Linked DNA regions of Homo sapiens: region 2 is linked to region 1. A link is a loop called in an ENCODE intact Hi-C map of the cell type or tissue named here. Cell type or tissue: ascending aorta. All regions are shown on one strand. Region 1 has its middle 99 kb from the start of PART1. Region 2 overlaps PDE4D (phosphodiesterase 4D).

Region 1 (8,000 bases):
CCAGCATGTTATTTTTTTACTTTTATTTAAGAATAGTCATTCTGACTGGTATGAGCGGTATCTCACTGTGGTTTTAATTTAAACTTCTCTAATGATTAGTGATGTGGAGCATTTTTATATGCTTATTGGCCATTCATCCATTCATCTCTCTTCTTTTGATGAGTGTTCATGTCCTTTGCCTACTTTTAATGGGTTGTTTTTTTGCTTGTTGATTTGTTTAAGTTACTTATAGATTCTGGATATTTGACCTTTGTCAGATGCATAGTTTGCAAATATTTTCTCCTATTCTGTTGGTTGTCTGTTTATTCTGTTTAGAGTTTCTTTTGCTGTGCAGAAGCTCTTTTGTTTAATTAGGTCCCTCTTGTCAATTTGTGGTTTTGGTGCAATTGCTTTTAGAATCTTCATCATAAAACCTTTGCCAGGTCTGATGTCCAGAAGGGTATTTCCTGGGTTTCTTCTAGGATTCTTATAGTTTTAGGTTTTATATTTAAATCCTTAATCCATCTTGAGTTGATTTTGCTATATGGTGAAAGAAAGGGGTCCAGTTTCAATGTTCCACATTTAACTACCCAGTTATCCCAGCACCATTTATTTTCAGCATTTCTAACAACCACAAGTTACTATAGAAAAATACCACAAAGATGTGAAGTTTTGAAGTAAATGTTTAAGTGCTCCCAAAATGTCACAATATTTAAGTGGCATAGGTAAGAAACAAAAAAGCATATGCAACTAGAATTATGGAAATAGCACTAATATCTGAAGAGGCCACTGAGCAGTGAAAATGGGTGGCAATAGGAAAGCACAGGCCTCTGTTGCAGCAGAATGACTGGTTCCAGGGGTCTGAGCACACAGAGCTACTTCTGAAAGATATTTTCTGAGAGGCCTTCCACAAGCTAGAAAAAGTTTGATTAGGTTGACCAGTTTGCTTTTGCCTAAAGAACAGCAATACAAGTCCTGCCAGTGATATTCTTCCCAACAATCTGCAAACCAATGACATGCACAGTGATAGGAAAAAATTAACTTATATTAAAAGAATATAAATGAAATATTAAAATAATAATTTTAAAATGACATCATTGTAGACTCTGTTAAAATAAATTGAGCTATCAGAAAGCAATAGCATCTAAGAATGATCAATATGAACTGTATATAACTCAGTTCCCTGTTTATTTCTACTAGGAGCTATACAAGTTTATAACATTGAACTGACTATGAATAGTCAACAATGTAATTGGAATATTTTACATCTTTCAGTGCACAAAAGGGCTATCAAATCAAGAACATTTTAATGAAATTGGGAATAATTTAGAGATGCTTATTTAATACTCTCATTTTATATTGAGGCAATTAAGGAAAAAAACCCATATAACTTTGGTCTTGACTTAATGATAAAGCTTGAAACCAGGCATCATGACATGAGTCATTTGAAAACTTGCAGCTCTGTGCCAACTCTCATACCCAGCTCCCCAAGCTACTGAAAATTGCCATGAACATTGATAATACTATAAAAAGGAAGTCTGGTTTATATAAATGCAAGTCAATACAAATGAGAAAAGGACCATTTATTGTGATGGATGTGTTCACTGAATGCAAAAGCAAATTATTGAAGATAGAGTGAAAGGGAAAAATCTATAAATATCCAGGCTCCCTGCAGTAGTGACATTAACCACATGGAAATTAAAGAAAACCTAAAGGAAAACACTGAGTTCACATGTGGAGAAAATATTAAAAGCATCTCACTGCAGGCAACAAGATTAAGGCAATGCATTTGCAGAGCCACTTCTAACATTCATTAAATGTTATGAAATGGAACAGTATGGACCCAGAGGCATGGAATATCAGGCTGTTGATGGAAAAATAGAAACTGGCAATAAAAGGATCACTCTTTTACATAAAGTGCAAGGAAGGTTCATCAACACCAACAATTATTGCAACCATTGTAAACTCATCAGTACAGACTAATGCAGGAATGCCCTGTGAAAATGTGGAAAGAGAAACCATGGTGTAGCAGCAACCTACTAAGAATCCAAAAATTGCAAAGAGCATTGAGATCTGGATCAACTGACCTGGAATATGTAAAGGAAGCCATCTCGGAGATGTTATTTGACAGGTGCCAAAAAACTCCTTACTTAAAAATAAGTCCGCTGCCTGCCTGGCCACAGTTCATGAAATCCCCTTATTACTCAGTCCTTTACAGAGAGCCATGTCAGACTTTATATTGAAGTATTAGCATTACCTGGACCACATGGAATGGTAAGTCATTTCTAGTTGTCACCAGATCCTATTTCATGCTATTTCCTCTGAGAAAATGCCTCTGCCCTGCCTTCCTCACTAGTGGACACATTCTTCAGGGTTCAGCTTGAATATTAGCTCCTCAGTAACACCTTGCATATCCCTCCACTGCCCTGGAAAAATTATCTCTCCTCTGTGTACCCTGCACACTACAGGGGTCTGATTTCATCATCTAGAGTTACACGTAGACATATTGCTTTCCTCATTGGGCTGAGGCTCCTTCAGAGTTAAAGCCGTCTTTCTCCCTTCATCATTGCCCAGCCTAGCATCTGCAGTATTAAGGCTCTACAATAAACTGAATGAATGAAAGGGCTCTAAGTACTTGCTTAGCTAACTAGTCTTCATGAAGAAACATAATGCAGCCTGGTATAAGCTCTGTGGAGGGCAAATGTCAACATCATAGTGGGGAGCCTGAAAAGAGAGGTGGGGTCTGGGCTGTTTCAGCTCCTGAAATGTGTCGCCTACAAAGCTCATGCTCAGGAAACACCTGAGCACAACTAAGGATGTAGTGGATAAAGAGAAAGGGACCCAAAAAATAAAGAAGGGGCATAGATGGAGGATAAAGGGAACCAAATATAAGCCCTCTCTTTCAGAGATTTGCTTAGATCAAGCCCACACACTCCTGTCAGCGACAAGACTTAGTGTGGCGAAGTGGGAAGAACTCCAGATCATCGGACAGAAGACCAGAGTTGAAGTTTTGCATTTGTAACTGGGCACCTCTCTCCCAGTTTTCTTACCTGCATCTGTCTGCCCACCTCTACATAAAGCATAAGTTTGGCCAACATAGAGCATTCAACACTTTGTTTCTATCAGATACCTTATTGTAAGGTCTGCACACTCCATTTCTCCACTGACCCCTCCATTCTCAGCAACTTCTAATATCTTCCTGTCCTGGAAAACACTGGAGTTTGTTCCTTCCATATCCAATCCCTTCACTTTACTGAGAAAAAGACAAATCTCAGAGAGGTTGTGACTTGCTCAAGGTCACTTGCCCAACTGGCAGTGCCACAAGTTAAAATCCAAATATTCTGATTTCTAACTAATATTGGTGCTACAAATTCTAATAGGAAGGACCGTTGGGTAATAATTTAGTTCGAAAGAAGGAACTAGGAGTCTTGCTTTTAGACTGTATTTGCATAGCAAACACAGTTTACTTAATTATGTTTATTTAAGGTGTGGGAAATTAAAGCCTCCTCAAGCTATCTGGTGGCAGAACCACTGCTGCTAACACACTGCTCTTTCCATCACACCATCTACCTGCAGTAAAGTCATTTATCATCTCAGTAACCTCAAAGATGTTTCCTGGGCTATGCTGGTTTGACTGCTTATTGTATTTTGGCATCAACAACTCCAAAGGCATTACTTGTAAACATATGCTTTATCTCCGATTGCCATCTCCGCATTTATTATAAAATTCTCGGTTTATAGACCAAAACATTAGTCTGAGGAATAAAACAAGATTTATCTGAGGGAAAGAGAACAAGCACAGTTGTCCCCATATTGCAGAGAAGACAGCTAAGGTGAGGGGCTGATGCGTGAAATTATCCTACCTCTGTGTTTCTCTTCTCAAACTGAAATTTGCAAGAAATATTTTCAGTTTCAAATCCAATAATCTGACATTTATCCCAAATTATCTGTTGCTACGTTTAGATAATTGTTCATTTCTACCATTGGTAAGTTCCTTTTAGGGAGTATTTAGCAAGCAGTTAAGCTTTCTGGGGTTTTGAGGAAAACATATGGTAATAAAGGACCCAAAATATTACCCACAGTAATTTTTGTTACAATAAAGATGACCAATCTTTAAGTTTCTTTCTTCCACAATTAATGGCTTACTACCTATATCAAATATACTGGACTTAAACATAAAATCCCTAGTTTTTCCTTTATGATACAATAACTATCAACACAAGACTGACCTCTACTGGGAACATCTGTCCTTGTTAGATGGATTGTGACTTGTGAAAATAGTCAAATATGCTAAATCAGACACCTGTTGTGCCTTAATAGATCATCAAATTAAATTCTCTGTGAAAAGGTAAGAGTGATGAACTTTCTGAAATCAAAACCTTCATCATCTTTAAGCAGTAATTGTGTATAATTATATTTGGCATTTTGATAAGTAGAAAGTAGAAAAAAATTCAGAAATGATGTCACTGCATGTTTTAAATGTTAATTATTGCCTTAGACAATTATTAACTTAGAACACTGATGCATTATTATCCAATCAGATTGTACCATCTTGTATATTCTATTTAGAAAAGTCTTAAATTTTTTTTTCTAAGTATCAAAACGCTTTCAAAAGATGGAAATTTTTAGGACAAATTTGCATATGGACAAAAACCCAAATTTAATTTTTAAAATTATGCAGAATCAGTAGGCAAGAAGGCTGATTTCATTTGTTATATTTCCTCTGTGCTTCTTATCATGGTCTAATAACGCATGTGAATCAGCTACATGATTCTAATCTTCAAAACATCACTCCCATCATTTGACTGAATTTTTAATAACTTCTGAGTCCAAAACACACCTGATTAAAAAATATACAAACATAGATATGGATATTAGTAATTGGAGGTAAACTAGAATCACAGGTTCTCATAAAATTATAGATTGCATTTTATCCTGCATAACTATTTTTAGCAACAAACAGTTCTGCTATCTTGGTAAATTATCACTGAAATGTCTGTTGTCAGGACCCTTCAAAGGTCTTGAGTTCTTAGTGGGAAGAGTGAGCAAAAGGCCTCTACATTCGCATGTTGTATTAGTCTACACTAATCAAAACTGAAGTACTTCAATTTTAAATATTGATGTGGTTGGCTGTGTCCCCACCCAAATCTCATCTTGAGTTGTAGTTCCCATAATTCCCACGTGTCGTGAGAGGAGCCCAGTGGGAGGTAATCAAATCATGGGGGCAGTTATCCCCATGCTGTTCTCATGATAGTGGGTTCTCACAAGATCTGATGGTTATATAAGGGGCTTTTCCCCCTTTGCTCGGCGCTTCTTCTCCTGTCGCCTTGTGAAAAAGGATGTGTTTGCTTCACCTTCCACCATGATTGTAAGTTTCCTAAGGCCTCCCCAGCCATGCAGAACTGTGAGTCAGTTAAACCTCTTCTCTTTATGAATCTCCCAGTCTCAGGTATTTCTTCATAGTACCATGAGAATGGACTAATACAAATATCAATTATATTTTACTTAGTTCTCATGAAAATAATTTTTAGTCCTCTAGTTTTTTTAAAAATTAAGTTTCATTTGCTTTATTAAACATAGAAAGAAATCCATTATAAACTACTCAAGAAGACTACCTTGTTATTATTTTGAAAGATACGCTGGCAGCAAGATGTAAAATTTGTGGGGGCTAGAAGAGGGAGAAAAGCTTTTGTTATATTCCCTAGAAAAGGCTCTAGATACTGTAAGTGTCCTCAGTTCTGACAGAAGAGCCCCAAAAGAGGTATTACAAAGTGAGTAGACCTAGCCACATACATAATTATTTTTTGTTTGGAAATAAGCACTGTTGGTGACATTTTATGGAAAATATAATTTATTCTACATCCTCAAATGAAGCAAACAATTCACTCAACAATTCTCCAAGGTGAAATTTGCAAAAACTGTAAACAGAATTTTAACTTAGATTCACTACTTAATTATGAAACTTACATTGCAACATAAATATGCACTAACAAACTGAAAGTGACTTTTTTTATTGGGTTAGCACCCTGTTGTCCCATTACTGTTCCCAGTTTATTTCTTCAAATTGAAAATTTAAACGTTAAGTTAACTAGACACTGAAAAAATTCATCAGAGGGTACTTAATATATCCTCCACTTATCCCAGGAAGTATATTTGTTCTACAAAATTAAATAAGAAATATATTTCCAAGTTGATACAAAGTAGCAAATTCTGTTCATTAACGTGGTCTTAGATCCCAACTTTCAAATCACTTGAGTACCCATGAGCAAATAATTTCTTTAAGACTCAATAATCATAGTTTATGTTTTACGGCAACTTGTTTGGAAGACCCAGTGATGTCAAGGTATTACACTCTGCAGGTTATATTGTCTTAAGCAAGAAAACGCACGATCGCAAATGCTGTAAAATTGGAATTTCCTATGTTTCATGCTGAAGTGAGTACTTCAAAATACTATGATGATGAATATAAATACAGTTGAATCTCTCCTAAATACTGATTTTTGATAGGTAATAAAACTCTTACTTTTCCCTAGGTCTTTGACATATATAGGGTTTTGTTCTTGAGGGTAAAAGTAATGATTTACCACAGCCACACCCATATAACTAGGGACCATTTTAACTGATTCCTCTTTTAATCATGATTTAAGATTTGTGTGACTTTCCAAACATAAGACATTTTTAGTTTCTTCTTCCTGTACACAAGCAGCTCACAAACATCAGCTTTTTAAAAGTTATATTTCCTATAACAATGTGCAGAAACTCTTCTATATGTGGGAATCAAAACCAAACTCTTGGATAACATAAGTGCTAAGTCGTGACCCATATGTCTATTAAATTTGCTAGACTCCCAGACACGACTTCCCTGAAGGCAGATGCAGGAACACAAAGACGTGTGAGAAATAAAAATGAGAAATGGCTGAATTCCATCACCCTGCTCATACAGAGTGTCTTCAACCTTGAAAATTTGCTGTAGTACTCTTTCAAAATTTTCTGTATGGAACATTCATTTGATAAATTTCTTACCAGAGTCTCTTAGGGCAATGATACTCCCTATGACATTTTTGACTTATCATACCTAAAAATAAAAGCAATTATACATAAAAATGAAAAATACTATAAAAATCATACCTAAAAATAAAACAAATACATGCTTATGTCTATAGAGCATCAAAGAAAGACTTTGTTTTCATCACTGTTGCAGTATCTTTTGTGGGAATTTGTGGAAAATTCGATGAAAAATCTTTAGCATATATTTGTAGAAAGAGACCAAAAGAAATTGGAAATGAATTTGGCAAAGCTGGTTAAGACAATGAAAATGCTGCAAATCAAAAAGAAATTTGAGATCTTAAATTTTTTAAAGTATAGGTTGAAAAATGACAAATGAGCTTATACATAAGTATCCAAAGTAAATGTGCTAAAAACCATAAAACATTGCTCACTGGAAACACATTAGTCAGGAGCCTGGGGTTTGCAGTTAGACAGTGCTTGTTTTGACTGCCATCTATTTTACTTGCAAGCTGAGTAATCTTAGGGATATTACACAACCTGACTGAGCCTCAGTTTCCTGAGCTGTAAAATGGACAGTAAAATGAATGTAAAATCCATAATAGTGGATATATGAATTGAACAGGAGACTAGAAGTGCTGAAATATAAGAACATTCTGAAGAAATTATCCAGAAAGCAGCATAGAAACACCAAAATACAGACATACATTGAGATTAAGAGACAGAGTGAGAGCTAACATATATTTAATTAAAGATTCAAAAGCAGAGGAGAGATTGTGACAAAGGCAATATTTAAACTGACAAAAGACCTCAAACTTCTGATTCAAGAAGCTCAAGAAATCCCAAGCAGGATAATTATTTAAAAAGTACACACCAAGATATAGCAACATCAATGAAAGACCACGAAAGACAGAGAGAAAAGCAGCCTGCCAAGAAAGGGGCACATTATTGATAAAGAAGTGATATCTAGAGTGGCAGCTGACTTTTAAACAGCAGTAATGGAAGCCAGCTAACAA
Region 2 (8,000 bases), 770 kb before region 1:
GGACAGTGTTCTTGCATTCTTTTTTTTGGCAGGGGGGCCGGGGGCACTATTCAAAACATTCCAGTGACATATCGAGTCACTACCCCGTAATTTAAAAATATAATGTAATATATGTACTTTATGGAAGTCGAAGAGTTGTGCTTTAAATTTAAGTACCGTGCCTTAGTTGGCGCCTCTAACATAGGGAGTTGGACATTGCTAATGATTTGCCCTCATTAAGCAAAGATCTTTGAGATGCTTCTATCCATTAAATACTGTCAATGTGATTCCTATTCTAGCTAGTTGGTATAGAGCACCACCATTTTCAAAATTATTAAGGAAAAATCACATCTAAATTAAGCCAAAGGGACTAGACCCATCGAAAGTGAGATATAAAGGGCTTTGGGCAATAAAATCAAAATCATTTGTTAGTTGTGAGAAAACTTAAATCTTACCCTCTAGTTTAATTTTTAAAGTGTCGAAGGAACTACAAAATACAAATTTCCCAATAAAGAAGAAAATCAAGAAAAAGAAGACAGTACTAGAATAAATCATACCATTTGGTACATTTATGTACCAAATTTACCCTGGGTAATTCCTATTTTCTCAATTTCAGCAAAGAGGAGTAATTTTAGGATATAGTATTGCCTGCCTGGATTATAACGATGTGCTAAGAGGCTGAGCATGTGTCTCTTATGTACATCTCCAGACTGTGCAGGCGGAGCTCAAGTTGGATTTGGCATCAAGGTCCAAGTTTAGTCATTAATCTATTGATGAAAACTGTACTTTATTTTCCCCCATTGAAGAAGGGACAAAATTCAATTCCATCAAGCAGTCTTCTTTGTACAGCTCTATTCTACTCCTGACTTAGATTCAGAGTCAGAGGACCAGAGTTAGTGCTCACTCCAAACTATTAACCTTTCATCTAGGGCCCGGGGTCCATCTCTGCCTAGAGAGCATGTGGGAACCCCTCGATTGCTTTATTGCATCGTTTATTATTACAAAGAATAATACACATATTGAATAAAAAATGTATACTGCTTGAAAGGCAATTAAGCGACTTCTCATAAGTCACGTGAATCCTGAAATGTCTATTATGTTTTAGAAACCCAAAGATAATTGTAATTCCATTGCCTGGTTAAGTCATGCTCAAGAAACACGGTGCTCCTTATGGCTGCTCGTCAATCCTCTCAGCGGCCAGCAGATGGCGCACACTTCTCAGAAACATCAAAACGTGGCGTGGGAAAACCCGATTCCGTGGGGAAGGCGGGCCGCCTAACACAAAGCTGTCTTTCCGTAAAAATCAGTCGGCCTTCACAGGGTTACAGAAAATTATTCATTATGTACAAGAGCAATGACGTTCAGCAATGTATACAGTTGCTGACAGTCCTAAAGTGGGATATGGAACAGGATGGTTCATGCCCATTTTTACGTATTTGAATTTATTTCTTCTCTGGGTACTGTAAGTAAATGAATGTTATTGATTTTTCCTTATGTGTTAAGTGCTGCACCGATATTTTAAATGATGACTCGTTTCTACTGGGAACTTATAATGAAAAGATGGAGCAGTAGAAATAGAAAACCTCTGGGCCATCTCCTTGGTCAAGGTTAGCAGGTTAGTCCTTTGGTCTAGCTCTGCCATTCAGAACCTTGGACCATGCATTTGCTCCCACCCCTGGGATCCACCATCTCTCCCTGGCTCCTTCCAGGTCCACCAGCCTCAGGGTCACTGCAGTCTCAGACCACCTGAAACGCAGAAGCCCCGCCTATTTTGCTAGCTCCCTCGTTCCTACGTATTCCCATTTTTCCGGCTTATTTAAAGAATAAAACAATACAAACTTTAATGGCTATTTGTACTTTTTAAAAATCAGTGCATTTTCATTTGTGTACTCTTGTGGATTTGGGCAACAGCTGAAAAATCAAAATAATTTGTATCTTTATTGATCTTGAACAAATGCTCTAAGATGCATACATTTAGCAGATGGACTCACTTATCATGTGGGCTTCTTTTCCCAAATGCAGATGGGATGGAAGTTGACATGAGGAGGCAGTATAATAAGTTAGGAAGAATCTGGACAAAGGTATAAAGGAGCTAAACGGAGGCTGCAGAATGTGGAGTGAAGAGCTGGGACAGGTAACTCAAGGAGAAAGCAGAGAGAAGGAAAGTGATAGCACAGAGGCAAAGGGAATTGACTGACATCCAGGGAAATGTGTGAATTTGTCCAGAATGTCCTGAAAACTTTGTGCCGTGGGACAGACCTAAGACCTGGACTATATTCATAAAAAGAAACATGATTTTCCCTGGGGAATTTTAGACCAATCAGAAAGACTCCTAAGCTCTGTCTTTTCAACTTTCCACTCTACCTCATTATCCACCAAGCTACTTTTCCCACCTCTGTTCAATTGATTTCGGAAAGAGATGCACATACCAAAAATATGCAAGTCTGCCACAGATTTATTCTTTCTCACTTTAGCTGTGTCCTCAGTCGCCATTTTAATCACTCTCAAAGAATGCTCTCCCATATTAGCTACAATGGATATTTCAAAACTCTCTTTTCAAACTCCCTGACCTGGCTGGTCTTCACTCTCATTAAATGATTTCATGTCCTACTTTCCTGACTCTCAGCCTCTCTCCATGAGCTCAGGTTTCCAGAAAGCAGTCATGTCCCCAGCCTCTCTGCCTTCGAGAATGATCCTCCTCTTGTCTCAGGCTAACCTCCTGTCCAGCTGCATGAAGCCTCAGAACAGAGAAGAAACTGTGTGAGTTTCAGACTCTGGAGTTTTAGGTTTGAATCTTGGAGCTGCCACTATCTAGGCACATGCTCCTAGGCAAGGTACATAACTTTTCTAAGACTCTATTTTCTCATATGTAAAAACGTGGTGATAATACAACCTCCTTTGTATGATATGGGAATTTCCTGTATGTTATTTGTGAAAACACTTTCCCTACTACTTAGCAATAAATTCCCTCATATCTCTACCAGTTGACTGTGAAGAATTTTAAGCCCAGAAGTACATTACTTTCCCCATCGTGAGGGTTGAGCCTAGCGCGAGGAAAGTGACTGAGTCCTGGTCCCACAAACCTGTGAACCTACCCTCTCTTATGTCCCAACCACTGCCATCTTTTCTGATAGTACCATTTTGTTCTCATTTTTAGGCTCTACTATGTTCTCCTGAGCCTTACAATGGCCTTTCCTCCCTCTGCATGTCTGTTCTTGGATGATCCTGTGCACTGTGATAACTCTAGTCTTGGAGGTGAATCTGAGGTCCACGTCTGAAACCTGAAAGGCATCTCCTTTTATCTACTACCGCTTTCAAGGAGATGCTCTTCAGGTGCCACTGATTCTGGCATGCCAAAAAGTTGCATCTGCAGGATGGTTGTAGCCCTGTTTATAAATTCACAGGCTCAATTTCAAGACCTTATGAGACCCTCAAATGTATCAAGTGGGGCCAGGCGTCATGGCACCTGTAATCTGAAATCCCAGCACTTTGGGAGGCCGAGGCAGACGGATCACCTGAGGTCAGGAGTTTGAGACCAGCCTGGCCAACATGGTGAAACCCTGTCTCTACTAAAAATACAGAAATTAGCCAGGCGTGGTGGCGCATGCCTGTAATCCCAGCTACTTGGGAGGCTGAGGCAGGAGAATGGCTTGAACCTGGGAGGCGGACGTTGCAGTGAGCCAAGATCGTGTCACTGTACTCCAGCCCAGGTGACAAAGTGAGACTCCATCTCAAAAAAAAAAAAGTAAATAAATAAAAAAGTAACAAGTGAGACAAGTGAGATAAAACTAAATCCAGTTTATAAGAAAGCCATTCCTACAGCCAATGCAATGTTATCTCTTATCTTCAACCTGAAGCACAAGCTGATATTATTTTGCAATCTTATTAGCAGCTCAAACAGCTGTCTCTGCCAGTAATATACACAATTGAAGGGATGCCAGAGGGCAAGCACCGAACCTGGCTGCAAAGAAGGGGAACCGTTCCCCAAATTTTGCCAAGTCAGGCTGCTGTATTTCATTTAAAGTGGGAGACATAATAATATTCCTAAATTCTGATACCAATAGGGTTGTTTATCCCTTCTATACCTGGAAGACTTGCTGTAATATTTTTTCTCATTTGTTTCTAAGTACTTAATATCCTATGCAGGGGGCTATTTTCTGGGCATTTGCTTATGGTCCAAGGACAATCTGTTTGGATGCTTACTTGCTGTTCTGGTTAAGCAAACCTAATGGTTCACAACTCCCTTACAACAATCAGGGAGTTTTGGCAAAGATTACTAACCAAGTCAAGTTTACATTGGCTCAAGCCTCTCCTACATGAATGCCACCAATAATTGTTGCTGTCTCTTTATTACACGTCTTTGAGGCACTGACTGCCTCCATAAAACTGGAGAAGGCATATGTGTATATATACTATATATAATGATTACCCACCAGTACCAGCTTTAATGTTTTCCTCTCCACCTAATTTCTTTTTGCTGTTCAATTTTCACAAGCATACACTTGTACACACACACACACACACACACACACACACACACACATATGCCTGTCATTGGTTACCTTTCCCCCGGGGAATTAAAATCCGTATGATTCAATAAGGTAGATTTATTTGCCATTAGCAGACAAACATGAAAATAATTCCTAAGCCAATAAAATTATTTTCAAGTTTTTCAGTTTTCCTTTTTTCTTATAATGGCAAGAACATTTGACTAAGAGTCTAGCAGGGGAAAATACTGTATTCACAAAAGCAATGGGAAAAAAACTCAGGCCTGTTAAGGAAACTCTCCTATAAAATCAAATTGCAAATTTTTCAAAGTTGCCAATGCTTGGCACATCACTGTCTGGGCAGGATAATCTGTTCTTACCAGTCTCAACTCAGAAATAACCTATTTATGATTGCAACCATCATCTTGGCCTCAGGGAGGCACTATAGGTCCCTTAATGTATCTAAGGCACAGCTGAAATACTTAAAAATTACCTCTGAAAGTCTGAAACATGACAGAATGGAAAAAGAACTCACAGAAGATAACATAAAACTCTATATTCTGTCCCTAAGTTAATGTAAGAGATTCATACGCCTTAGGAAGACGAGATAATTTAGCGATTGCGCTTAGAAAAATAAGTAAATAAATATGAGTTAGAGATATGGTTGGTGACACTTTTTTTCCTCTGGGTCTCTTCCTTATTTTCCCCTTGTTCCTTCCTGGCACTAGGGGGCGGCAAACGATGGGCTCCTTTATTTATAAAAAAAGACAGTTTTTATAAATAAAGCTTTATTGGGACACAACCATTCCCATTTGTTTACTTATTGTCTGTGGCTGCTTGCATGCTGCATCAGTCAAGTAGTTGCGACAGAGACTGTCTGTCCCACAAAACTTAAAATATTTATGCTTGAGCCTTTTACAGAACAATTTGGCTGACCCCTGCATGCTATCTATAGTATTTAACAATGGATATGAAAGTGACAATGGTAGATCTAAGGAACTTCGATATGTGTCCAGCCAGCCAGGATAGGGGCCAGCTTCCTAAGACACATGTCTAGAATATGATGAAATCACCACCTGCCAGTGAGTCACATGCAGGCAAATGACACCAACAGAAGAAACCTAGGAAGCATATCCAGAAACTATAAAGTATTGGTCATGAACCTTGCAGGGGAGGACATAACTGGTGTTCGCATCTCTGCTTCCAGTTGACAGTTCACCAAAGATAAAAACAACAAATAAAATCCAGACCTCTCGCCACAAAAGGGGGTTTGGCTTCAGGCAGGGGCTTAGGGCTCTCTGCTGGGGACCAGCTGCACTTCACAATGCTGCAAAGCCTGCATTTGTTCAGAAATGTAATTCCTGATCTGATTATAAGAGTTCAAAGCTGAAAATGTGGTAAGGAGGAGGAAAAAAAAATGGGTTATGATGGAAGATTTTGTGGTGGTGGTAAGGGGGCATGATAATAATAATATTGAAGAAGTGCCCTAGTAATTTACATGAGAAGGGACCAAGAAGGTGGCTAAGAACAGCACAGAGTCTCAGATATACACACGTTTTTGCACAGAGTCTGGCTAATAACACAAATGAGAGATTTTAGCATAATAATGCTGTATTATCAAGGAAATAGACATCCCATCTGTGGGGAAACTGTCAACATGAGAGATAATTGTGGTAGAGAAGAGATCTAGAAATGAAGGATAACAAAAGAAATGAAATAATAGGCGCAAGTCCCTGGCCCTCCTATGTGCCACAGTCCAGGGGAACAGGAGAGCTGATGGGAGACCTCGGTTGGGAAAATCTTATCCATTCCAAAAGGAGGAAAGGTCAATCTCTGAAACTATTTCATAGTTGATTTTAGTATTGGTCCCTGAAAACATTTCAGAACTCACTTAATCAGCAGATAGTTTTAGAACGCAAGAGGGTGAAGTTATGCTCAGGGCAGCAGGCCTGGTTGGTGAGGATGGACCACAGGTACGGTGTGGAGGGTAGGTGGGTAGGCTCCAGAGCTAGTCTGCTGGGTTCCGAGTTGGCTGTCTTACTTCCTAGCTCTGAGACCTCTGCAAGTTACTTAACTTCGCTCTTCCTCAGTGTTTTTAGTTCTCAAGTGGGCATAGTAATGAAATGGGGTGGTTGTAGGGATTGAGTTAATACATATAAAAGAGTTAGAACAAATCCAGCTGAGACTAGTGCCATGCAATTGTTAGCTAGTGTTCCTGGTACAACTATCAGACCAGGGGCCAGGAGAATGCTACAGACCTGGCTGAAACTGAATTTCAACAAAGCATTTCACAAATGCATACAAAATACAGCCAAGGACCTGCTGGAAAAGTGGTCTGAGGAACACAAATACATAGATTCATATTTGGTTTTACAACTAGAAATTCATTTCAGCCTAAGGAGACTTCTTTAATTTCAAGCCTTGTGATTATCCTCAGCCCTGTCCTGATCGACATTTTTCATCAAGAAGACCTGAAATTATTTTATTGTAAAAATTGTGAATATTGTGAAGTATTCCAAGCATACAAAAATAACTTTCGGGATTTAGAACTGACAACAATGTGGAAAAGCCATACATATCTAAAGCACGAGTGAATTCTTTCTTACTGAACCTATTCAAATAAAGACTGAAAGACCTGGCAGTGAAGGGTTGGAAGTGTCACATGAGGCATATATTGAGATGAACTTTGAAAATTCTATTCACACATGAAGATGTTTATGAAGTATTTTATATATGTTAGGCATTGTCTTAGGTACTTGGAATGTATGTAAACAAAATAAACACCTGTCTTGTTGGACTTACATTCAGGTGGACTCCTTAATAACCTGTAAGTTATAGGAATTACTAGATTTTGGTTTAATTCTGAAGTTTGTCACTCACTATATATAAACCTGATAAGCTCCCTCGTTTTTTTCTCATCTGGAAAATGGCGATAAAATGCCATCCTTTCATATTTAGGATCATTCATTCGCTCAACAAGTACTTCCTACTTTGTGCTATGCTCTTGGGAAAAAAAATGAATGAGAGAAGGATCCTGCCCTCATGGTACTTGTATCTTATATTATCCAGAAGATAAAATAAGGCACTTACCAAAAATACTAACATTTACATATCAATGAAAGGCTATGCCTATTATATCTAATGATAGCAGCATGGCCTGTGAGTCTTTGGTCGTCTTTTTGGGGATATACAATGTATATTTTGGCTGTTACCTAAGCCATTCTCCAATATTACACCCCTCACTACCGCTATGTACACAGATAGTCTGCTCCACACTCAGAAAGGTAGGGACAACACCCTAGGATTTCCATAAAGCTTAGAAGGATTTCCTTCCTAAGAAATACCCAGTTTTGCTGCCAAACACTCCTCCCCTCCTACATGAAGGCCTGAGTCAAGAGATATCGTGGGTGGGAGAAGTTACCCTGCATGTCACCAGAACCTCAGCATGCACACTTTAAAATGAATTTCCAAATGCAAATTTGTTCCTAGATCCACAGCATGGCAAGTGAGATGCAGAAGCCTGGTTCCTGGAGG

The links. Peaks named below come from ENCODE experiments on the same cell type or tissue, not always from the same donor. Only the 100,000 strongest peaks of a DNase experiment are listed, where the experiment ranks them.
Region 2: it touches region 1 in a loop (6-fold over the local background); 56 of 110 quality-filtered maps call a loop at or near these places.

Annotation. Positions count from the first base shown.
Region 1 is chr5:60,582,296-60,590,295 of GRCh38, forward strand. No RefSeq gene overlaps it. Among named protein-coding and RNA genes, the nearest start is that of PART1, 99 kb to the left of the region's middle. In ascending aorta, a CTCF peak has its summit at 4,196 (motif pointing left); no DNase peak of the experiment used is centred here.
Region 2 is chr5:59,808,961-59,816,960 of GRCh38, forward strand. All of the region lies in intron 1 of PDE4D (phosphodiesterase 4D), which reads right to left. Among named protein-coding and RNA genes, the nearest start is that of PDE4D, 81 kb to the right of the region's middle. In ascending aorta, CTCF peaks have their summits at 1,177 (motif pointing right), 4,904 (motif pointing right) and 5,128; DNase peaks (open chromatin) are centred at 1,201 and 4,889; H3K4me3 peaks cover 341 bases; H3K27ac peaks cover 1,482 bases.